Regions from separate parts of the Homo sapiens genome. Here region 1 is linked to region 2. A link is an interaction called in ENCODE POLR2A ChIA-PET data of the cell type or tissue named here. Cell type or tissue: OCI-LY7. All regions are shown on one strand. Each heading gives the region's core, and the rest is flanking DNA. Links, peaks and the distances in the headings are about the cores only.

Region 1 (5,397 bases), core at 129-5,128, 69 kb before region 2:
CATTAATCATTGTAGCCATTCAATCAGTCTACTTGGGATACGGTGAGGGAACTTCCATCGTATTCACATTTTAAAAAAATTATACTTTAAGTTCTGTGATACATGTACAAAACCTGCAGGTTTGTTACATAGGTACACACGAGCCATGGTGGTTTTCTGCACCCGTCAACTCGTCATCTATATTAGGTATTTCCCCTAATGCTATCGTCCCCAGCCCCTCACCCCACAACAGGCCCCAGTGAGTGGTGTTCCCCTCCCTCTGTCCATGTGTTCTCATTGTTCAATTCCCACTTATGAGTGACAACATGAAGTGTTTGGTTTTCTGTCGCTGTGTTAGTTTGCTGAGAGTGATGCTTTCTAGCTTCATCCATGTCCCTGCAAAGACATGAACTCATCCTTTTTTATGACTGCGTAGTATTCCATGGTGTACTCATCCTTTTCTGTGGCTGCATAGTATTCCATGGTGTATATGTGCCACATTTTCTTTATCCAGTCTATCATTGATGGGCATTTGGGTTGGTTCCAAGTCTTTGCTATTGTGAAAAGTGCTGCAGTAAACATACATGTGCATGTGTCTTTACAGTAGAGTGATTTATAATTCTTTAGGTATACACTCAGTAATGGGATTGCTGTGTCAAATGGTATTTCTGGTTCTAGATCCTGGAGGTATCGCCACACTGTCTTCCACAATGATTGAACTAATTTACACTCCCACCAACAGTGTAAAAGCTTTCCTATTTCTCCACATCCTCTCCAGCATCTGTTGTTTCCTGACTTTTTAATGATTGCCATTCTAACTGGCATGAGATGGTATCTCATTGTGGTTTTGATTTGCATTTCTCCAATGTCCAGTGATGATGAGTTTTTCGTATGTTTCTTGGCTGCATACATGTCTTCTTTTGAGAAGTGTCCATTCATAACCTTTGCCCACTTTTTGATGGGGTTTTTTTTTTCTTGTAAATTTGTTTAAGTTCTTTGTAGATTCTGAATATTAGCCTTTTGTCAGATGGATAGGAAGAATCAATATCGTGAAAATGGCCATACTGTCCAAAGTAATTTATAGATTCAATGCTATCCCCATCAAGCTACGACTGACTTTCTTCACAGAATTAGAAAAAACTACTTTAAATTTCATATGAAACAAAAATGAGCCCATATAGCCAAGACAATTCTAAGCAAAAACAAACAAACAAAAAAACAAAGCTGGAGGCCTCATGGTACCTGACTTCAAACTATTCTACAAGGCTACAGTAACCAAAACAGCATGTTACTGGTACCAAAACAGATATATAGACCAGTGGAACAGAACAGAGGCCTCAGAATAATGCCACACATCTACAACCATCTGATCTTTGACAAATCTGACAAAAGCAAGCAATGGGGAAAGGATTCCCTATTTAATAAATGGTATTGTGAAAACTGGCTAGCTATAAGCAGAAAACTGAAACTGGATCCCTTCCTTACACCTTATACAAAAATTAACTCAGATGGATTAAAGACTTAAATTGTAAGACCTAAAATGATAAAAACCCTGGAAGAAAACCTAGGCAATACCATTCAGGACATAGGCATGGGCAAAGACTTCATGACTAAAACATCAAAAGCAATGGTGACAAAAGCCAAAATTGACAAATTGGATCTAATTAAACTAAAGAGCTTCTGTAGAGCAAAAGAAACTATTATCAGAGTGAACAGGCAACCTATAGAATGGAAGCAAATTTTTGCAATCAAAGTTTTAATTATCTTATGTTTAAACAATGGAAGAAGATATGTTACCAATTCACAATGTAATATTCTCATCATAAAACACAACATATCTAGTTACATTAAACTATCTGTGATTTGATACTTTTTTGGGAGGAAGGTATTTAAATTTATGTCTCATTCCCCAAATAGAACCAGTTTGATTCACAGTAAGAAATATAAGGTAATATTAAAACACCTTTTGGAATCAGAAAGAACGGAGTTCCAATTCTTTTTTTGCCATTTTGTGTTCATGGGATTACTATTAACTACTTAACCTTTCTTAAACATCAGTTTCCTTATCTGTCAAATGGACACAGCAAGAAAAGCTCTTAAATTGTTATGAGGCTCAATATACTGCTGTCTCTGTGAGATGTTTAGTAAACTTTCTATGTGAGATATTTAGTGTGTTTGTTTCTATAACAATTAAACTCAACTCCTCTTTGGACAGCTATTTGGTTAAGTCCTAAATTATCTTCTTTAATGATACCTATATGATAAGAGTTATAAACTTTCTGTCTTAAGTGACCAAATTATATGTAAAACAAAACTTTGAAAAAGTTCAAAATGATATGGTATTGGAGACTTAGATGTATCTCACAGACTAATTTGGATTCATGAAGTTTCGCTTCCTCTTTCACTCCACTTGCAACCAAGAGATGATAACCGAAGAGAGATATAAAAAATGTTTACAGTTTAGTTTATCCTCTCATGTCCTTCATTAACGTACTGTGGGTGTTGTTCTTTTAAAAGGCCAAGGTTCATGGTTCTGTTTTTTAATTGCAATTCAGTCTTTCCTCCTTCTTCCAGGAGCATCGGCTTTATCATTGCTTGTGAGATTTACAGCGCTTCTTTCCATCGTCAGCTTGCTAATAGGCAGTTGTTGAACTCCCCAGAGTCTAAACTAGGAAATATGAGCAGTATGTAATTGCTACAGCTGGAATCGCATTCCACTTCAGAAGCTTCTTAACAGCATTCTCAGATGTGTGAATATCCATTAGTGACCCAAGGGGATTACTCCCTGGCACCAAGTATACCTTTATGAGGGGTCTGGATGATGAGACTTTCCCCTCCCATCAGCAGAAAGTGAGGCGAGGCGAGGGGCTTGGATGTTGGTGAATACAAAAAGATAAATAAAATAAATAAACGTGTGGCAACACAGAATGCTTTTTAAAAAGAATTCAAAAGGAAAATTATAAATTTTGGCCATGGGGTACGTAAGTTGAATATTTATGTTGAGTAAATAGCTAACAAATTTATCAAAACATTCAAGGGCACTAAGGCTAAAGTAACATGACTTGATCTTCCTGTGTCTGTTTATGTGGATGGTAATTGACAGTAAGCAACACTGAACTTTCACTTCCTGTTCACTGCATCTAGGACAGACAATACTGGGAGGATGACTCAGTTGCTCCTGCAGCAACTGCCCTTTGAGGAAAAAGCTTCCTGATTTCACCATGTCTCTTTTAAAATACTTCTACTCTTCCTGCCCACCCCAACAGTTCTGCAGCTTCTCTTTTTGCAACAGTATCTCTAACCACTGTCCTCTAGATGTTATAGCAATCAGAAAGCCTCCCTTTCAGTTTTAAGAGTAAGGGGAAAATGTCTGTGAGTAGACGTACTCATTTTATAGAAGAGGTTCATGAATTTTCTTGCATAAGCCATGCCTGCGTTATTACATTTGCACAATCAGAGGGAAAGACTACTGCATGTTCAAGTAGTAGGTACAGTGAGAGGATCTGCAAAGAGATTAAAAGAGATCTGCTAGGGATTAAATTCTTATTAAATCCATGATATCAGCTAAGTGAGGAAGAAAGTTCATAGTAGAATCTTGGAAGTATCTGGCTACATTTTATATCCTTCACAATTCCTAGTACAAACTTTTGCTTCTCGTAACAATACATAATATGTAATATTTATGTAACAAATATAAGATGTAATAATATATAATTTAAAACTATTATATGTTTTGAATGAATATATGAATGAATGATTTAAGAATTATTTAATTAGAATTAGACATTTCCCAGGCCAACAGTAATGGTTTGTATGGTTCATGAACAGACGGGTATTCAGATTTCATCCATTAGAGAGCGTGTTTCACAATTCTAGCTCCACATTAGCATCACCTAGGGAGCTTTTAAAAAAATGTTGCCTGAGCCTCACCTTGAGAAATGCTGATTTAACTGTTCTGTGATGGGCCTAGCTTTGGGTGTTTATTAAAAGCTCCCCAAATAATTCTAATATGCGGCCAGCATTAAGCATCATTATGGTACCATCCCGTAGGTAGACTCTTAGAATGACTTGTGCACTGTGGGAAATGAAAATCTTTTGCTGATCTATTAGGGGGAGGAAAATATGAGAGAGAGAGAGAGAGAGAGAGAGAGAGAGAGAGAAGAAATACATATATTCCAATTATTCCACATTTTAACACATTTATTCAATAATTGGTAATATGTATTGAGTTCTTACTGAGTGTCACACACTCTAAGTATTGATGCTATAAATATTGAACATAAGCAGATATTGTGGAGCTTATAGTCTAATGAGAAGAAATAGACATGAATTAAATAAAACAGAAATGCCTATAAAATTGTAATTCTGACAAAGCCATCAAACAAAAATACATCATAGGGAAGGAGTTTTTCTATATTCCTTGAGAGGCATGGGTTTCCCAGTGAAGTGATATTTGAATTGAGAATCTAATTACTAGCAAAGATGAGAGAGTAAAGCGCTGTAAGACAGAGGACACTGCATGTGCAAGGGCCCTGAGCCTTCAGGGACTATTCGTTGTAAGAAAGTCAGTAAGGTTGTCACATAGAGATCAAGGGGAGGGTTAGTCTGATACATGCCTGAATACATGGATAAGAGACGTTTCATGCTTGTTGGCCATGTAATGTTAGTTGGTGGAACACATTAAGTCTCTTAATTATTATCCTAAAAGCAGAAGAAGTCAATAACAGATTTTAAGAAGAGGTGAGGTATTATCAAACTTGAATTTATAATAACAATCTATTGAAGAGATTGTATTGGGAGGAGACAAGAATGGACAAGGGAGGCTAATTTGCAAACTATCCAAGTAAGAGAAGATAGAAGCTTGGCTTATGGAGCTAGCAGATCAAATGGAGAGAGGTGGAAGAATTTTAAAGGGTGTTTTAAATATGCAATGTAATGGAGACGCAAAACTTAAAGAAGAGGACAACATTTAAGGAGAAGATGAGAAATATTTTTGTACATAGTAAGTTAGAGTTACTTTTTATTATCCAAATGGAAACATCAAGCAAGCTGTAGGTTTTATGGGTTTGGGGCTCAGTACAGAATTTTTAATTAGGAAATACAATTTTCGGAGTCATTTTCAAATAAAGCAGGTTAATGAATGCCATTGGATGAAGTTTTCTTTCAAGAAAGTACAGAGTTTGAAGAGAAGAGAACCTAGGTCCTGATCTTTAAAAAATATCCAGCATTTTGACCAGAAGGAAACCAGGAAAGCATGGTCTATCTTTACTTCATACTCTCCCCCTTTTATTTCCTCACATTTGTGCATTATGTTATAGAAGTTTCTATGCAGTTGGAATCAGTTGGAACCAAAACTTTGTCAATAATGTCTTTGCTCACAATCAACTGACTTCTCAAATTTTAGATTTGTATGAGTTT
Region 2 (5,397 bases), core at 157-5,156:
AGAAGAATCAAATAGACACAATAAAAATGATAAAGGGGATATCACCACCGATCCCACAGAAATACAAACTACCATGAGAGAATACTATAAACATCTCTACGCTAATAAACTAGAAAATCTAGAAGAAATGGATAAATTCCTGGACACATACACCCTCTCAAGACTAAACCAGGAAGAAGTTGAATCTCTGAATAGACCAATAACAGGCTCTGAAATTGGGGCAATAATTAATAGCTTACCAACCAAAAAAAAGTCCAGGACCAGATGGATTCACAGCCGAATTCTACCAGAGGTACAAGGAGGAGCTGGTATCATTCCTTCTGAAACTATTCCAATCAACAGAAAAAGAGGGAATCCTCACTAACTCATTTTATGAGGCCAACATCATCCTGATACCAAAGCCTGGCAGAGACACAACAACAAAAAGGAGAATTTTAGACCATTTTTTCTTAATGTAGGTCTTATCACTATAAACTTCCTTCTTAGAACTGCTTTGCAACATATCTTAAATTTTGGTATGTTGTCTTTCCAATTTTGTCTAAAGATACTTTTTGATTTGCCTTTTGATTTCTTTGACCTATTGATTATTCAGAAGTGTTATTTAATTTCTACATATTTGTGAATTTTTCAAGATTCCTTGTATTATTATTTCTAATTTTATGCCATTGTGCTCAGAAAAGTCACTTGGTATGATTTGAATCTTTTAAAATTTGTTAAGACTTGTTTTATGGCCCAATATATAATCTATCCTGGATAATGTTCCATATGTGCTTGAGAAGAATGTGTATTCTGCTGATGTTGAGTGAAACGTTTTACATATGTCAGTTAGATCTGTTTGGTCTACAGTGTTATTCAAGTTGCTGTCTTCTAATTGATTTTCGGTTTAGGCAAACTACCCACTGTTGAAAGGGGGATATTGAAGTTTCCTGCTATTATTACATTGCTGCCTATTTGTCCCTCCATTTCTGTTAACATTTGCCTTAAAACATTAAGTATTTCACTGTTGGATGAAATACATATTTAAAGTATTTAGGCCCTGAGTTACAGGGACTTTAGGTGGGAATCACAGTAGGTGTGACTCCTGGGTCCCTTGGTGGATGGTCCCTGCTACCAAGCAGGACCAAGGCCAAGTGGAGATATATATATATATACACTTAAACTTTTATGTTATCTTGATGAATTGATCCTTTATTATATAGTGACCTTATTTGTCTCTTATGACAGACTTTGTCTGAAAGTCTATTTTTTCTAATAAAAGTATAGCCAACCCTTGTTTTGTTTACTGTTTTTATGGAATATATTTTTCATCCCTTCCCTTTCAGCCTACGTGACCCTAGGGCTAAAGTGAGTCTCTTGTAGGCAACATATTTTTGGACTTCTTTTTCAATTTATTCATCTACTCTCTCTTTTGATTGGAGAATTTAATCCATTTACATGTGAAGTAATTATTAATAGTTAAGGACTTAACTATTGCAATTTTTTCATTCTTTTTGATTGTTTTGTAATATGTTTGGTCCTTCCTCTCATCTTCCTTTGTGATTTGTTGATTTTTATAGTGGTATGCTTTAATTTCTTTTTCTTTATTTTTTGTAGATCTGCCAGAGGTTTTTTTCTTTGTGTTACCATAGGGCTTATACAACACATCTTACAGTTATTACGTTTTATTCATGAATCTGCATGTTTATTCCTTCTCAAGACTTGAGAACTTTTCAGTCAGTATTTCTTTAAACTTTCTGCTATTTCCTTTTCTTTTCCTCTTCTGGTGCTTTCATAATTCATATATATGAAGTCCTGATGGTATTCCATAGGTTTCTTATGCTTTCTTCTCTCTTTTTAATTTCTTTTTCTTTCTCTGACTGGCTAATTTCAAATGGTGGCCTGTCTTTAAGTTTGCTATTTTTTTCTTCTTCATGATCAAATTTTCTATTAAAGCTCTCTATTGAATATTTAGATTTGTCCTTGTATTCTTTAGCTCTAGAATTTCTATTTGTTCTTTTTTATGGTTTAAGCAGTTTATATTTCTTAAGCTTCTCATTTTGTTTATACATTCCTTTACTAATGTAATTTAGTTGTCTGTGTATTCTTAAATCTCACTGAGCTTCCTTAAGGATGATCATTTTTAATTCTTTTTCAAGCAATTTATGAGTCTCCCTTTATTTGGAGTTCTGATGCTAGAATTTTATTAATTCCTTTGGCTTGTTTGCCTGATTCTTTGCTACTCATGCAGTCTTGCATTTGTGTATGTTTACATGGAGTAAAACATTTCTTTGTAGTATTTATGACTGATTTTGGCAGGTAAAAGCCTTCTCCTGGTGGGTCCCCAGGCTGATAGGATTGCCTCTGGGATCACAGTTGAGTGGGGGTGGGATCCAGGCCAAGTGGCTGCTGCTGAGTCTGCAGCGGGGTCTGTGGTTGGTGCTTGTCACCAGGGGTTGAAGTAGATATGGGTCCTATGTGGTTCCTTGGTGGACTAGACTGTCACCCAGGTCTGCAGGCCTGTCTCTTGGGGCACAGATGGGCATGTCTCCTTCTGGGCCTGTAAGTGGACAGGACTGCTCTCAGACCACAGCTAAGAGGGGATATAGCTGAGTTTTAGGGCCATTTCAGTTGGGCCTGAGTTACAGGGCCTTTAGGTGGGAATCACAGTAGGTGTGACTGGGTCTCTGAAACTATGGTTGGTGAGCCTGCCACTTGGGAGGGAGTGGGTATCCCTTCTCATGGCTGTGGATTATTGGTGCTGTGGAGATATATAAACAGGGGACCTCTTATTCTGTCATCTGGTTGATATCACCCTTTTCTAATTTGTTAATATAGTTGTTTACATTTGTTGATTCCTGAATATAAAACCACCCTTGAATTCCTGTAATAAACTCTACTTAATCATGAGGTATTATCCCTTTTTTGTAATGCAAGGTTTGTTGTGCCAGATTTTTGTTAAGGAATTCGTGTCTGTGTTCATAAACGTATTGGTCTATAGTATTCTCTATAGTTTTTACATGTATGTGTGTGTTATAATCCTGGTAAACATGAATTTGTATTAATATCTCTGACTTCAATCAAGTGCCAAAAGATTTATTATAGCTTTCTGCTCTTGATTATCTGTAACTTCCCTCTTCATCAGTAAGAAACCACCCACCACTTTTCATATGTATTTCTTTAAAAGTTCATTTTTGTCTTTAATGTTATAGTTTAGAGTCAAACATAATTTTCCAAGGGTAATTAAGTCAGTTTCTCCCCACCTCCCGTTTAGGGTGACTAAGTATTTTTAAATACTTGTGATAGAATTATCTTCATTCAGTTCTGGAGTATCTCAATATTTTGGTTAATTGTTTTAAAATTTATGTTTCTACGTTTACATATGTTAAATTTAACCATTTGAGGGGTGTAATTCTATGGCATTTAAATTTTTTAAATTTTTATTCATATTAACTTTTCAGAGAGAGGGTCTTTCTTGCTATGTTGCCCAAGCTGGACTTGAATTCCTGGGTTCAAGCAATAACACCTGCCTCAGCCTCCTGAGTAACTTGGAGTACAGGCATACACCATTATGCCTGGCAAGTTCTATGGGTTTTGACAAATCTGCAGAGCCTTGAATCCACAACTCAGTGCTATATAGAACAGTTTCCCTGTGTGTCTTTTTCATGTTCAATCCCCCACCCCATTCAATCAACCACTAGCAACTACTGATTTGTTTTCTATCTTGATTGCATTGCCTTTTTCAGAAGATCATATTAATGTAATCATATAGTAGGTAGCTTTTTTCTGTCTGGCTTCTTTTACTTAGCAAAATGCATTTAACATTTATCCATGTTGTATGAAACAATAGCTCATTCCTTCTTATTGTTGAGTATTATTGCATTATTTGTTTCTCCATTCTTTTGTCAGAGGACATCTTGGTCACTTCTAGTTTTAGTGATTATGAATAAAACTGCTATAAAAGTTTTTATATGTGAACATAAGTTTTCAAGTTACCTGGAGGAATACTTACAAGTATAATTGCTGGGCCATATGGCAAGTCCATATTTAACAACAACAAAATAAAAAAAACACAAAAATGGCCAAACTGCCACCCAAAGTGCATGAATCACTTTGAATTCCTGTAAGCGATAAATGTTCTATATCCTTGTCTGCATTTGGTATTGTCTGTTATTTAGATTTTAGTTATTTTAATGGATGTTTAGTGGCATCTCATTATCGTGTTTGTGTTTTTGTTTTTGAGACAGAGTCTCCCTCTGTTGCCCAGGCTGGAGGGCAGTGGCGCAATCTCTGCTTACTGCAACCTCTATCTCCTGGCTTCAAGCAACTGCCCTGTCTCAGCCTCCCAAGTAGCTGGGGTTACAGGCATGCACCACCACGCCATGCTAATTTTTGTATTTTTAGCAGAGACAGGGTTTCATCATGTTGGCCAGGCTGGTCTCAAAGTCCTGACCTCAGGTGATCCGCTTGCCTCGGCCTCCTGAAGAGCTAGAATTACAGGTGTGAGCCACTGCGCCTGGCCTCCAATTATTATTTTAATTTGCATTTCCCCAATTACAAATGGCATTGAATATCACTCCATGTATTTTCCATCTATGTTTTTGAAGTTCTGTTTAGATATTTTGTCAATGTTTTATTGGGTTATTTTCTTCTGATTGAATTTTAAGAATTTTTACATATTCTAGATCAAGTTCTTTATCAGATACATGATTTGAAAATATTTTCTCCCAGTCTGTGGTTTGTCTTTTTTTAATTTTTTTATTTTTATTTAAGTTCTGGGATACATGTGCAGAACATGCACATTTGTTACATAAGTATACGTGTGCCGTGGTGGTTTGCTGCACCTATCAACCCATCACCCAGGTTTTAAGCCCCGCATGCATAAGCTATTTGTCCTGATGCTCTCCCTCCCCTCGCCCCTACACCAACAGGCCCCAGTGTGTGTTGTTCCCCTCTCTGTGTCCATGTGTTCTCATTGTTCAACTCCCACTTATGAGTGAGAACATGCGGTATTTGGTTTTCTGTTCCTCTGTTAGTTTGTTGAAGATGATGGCTTCCAGCTTCATCCATGTCTCTGCAATGGACATGATCTCATTTATTTTTGTGGCTGCATAGTATTCAATGGTGTATATGTATGTGGTTTGTTTTTTAATTCTCTTAGCAATATCTTTCATAGATTGATTTTTAAATTTCTATTGATATCTACTTTATTTTCTTTCATGGATGTTGCTGTTGGTGCTGTCTCTAAAAACTGATTGCAAAAGTCATGAAGATTTTCTCCTATTAATTCTTACATATTTTATAGTTTTATGTTTTACATTTTGGTCTATGATTCAAGTTTTGTATGATGTGTGAGTTATGTGCTGGGGCTTATTTCTATTTTTGTCTTTTTCACATGATTATTCACTTTTTTCCAACACA

What was found. ChIA-PET counts read pairs that join two places held together with the same protein. Peaks named below come from ENCODE experiments on the same cell type or tissue, not always from the same donor. Only the 100,000 strongest peaks of a DNase experiment are listed, where the experiment ranks them.
Region 1: POLR2A ChIA-PET joins it to region 2 with 10 read pairs; 2 of 35 experiments call an interaction of 5 or more read pairs at or near these places.

Annotation. Positions count from the first base shown.
Region 1 is chr7:81,843,445-81,848,841 of GRCh38, forward strand. No RefSeq gene overlaps it. Among named protein-coding and RNA genes, the nearest start is that of HGF, 76 kb to the left of the region's middle. RefSeq lists an enhancer at 2,309-2,388. In OCI-LY7, for the core only: no CTCF peak of the experiment used is centred there; DNase peaks (open chromatin) are centred at 2,367, 2,637 and 3,137; H3K4me3 peaks cover 1,783 bases; H3K27ac peaks cover 2,664 bases.
Region 2 is chr7:81,912,024-81,917,420 of GRCh38, forward strand. No RefSeq gene overlaps it. Among named protein-coding and RNA genes, the nearest start is that of CACNA2D1-AS1, 94 kb to the right of the region's middle. In OCI-LY7, for the core only: no CTCF peak of the experiment used is centred there; no DNase peak of the experiment used is centred there.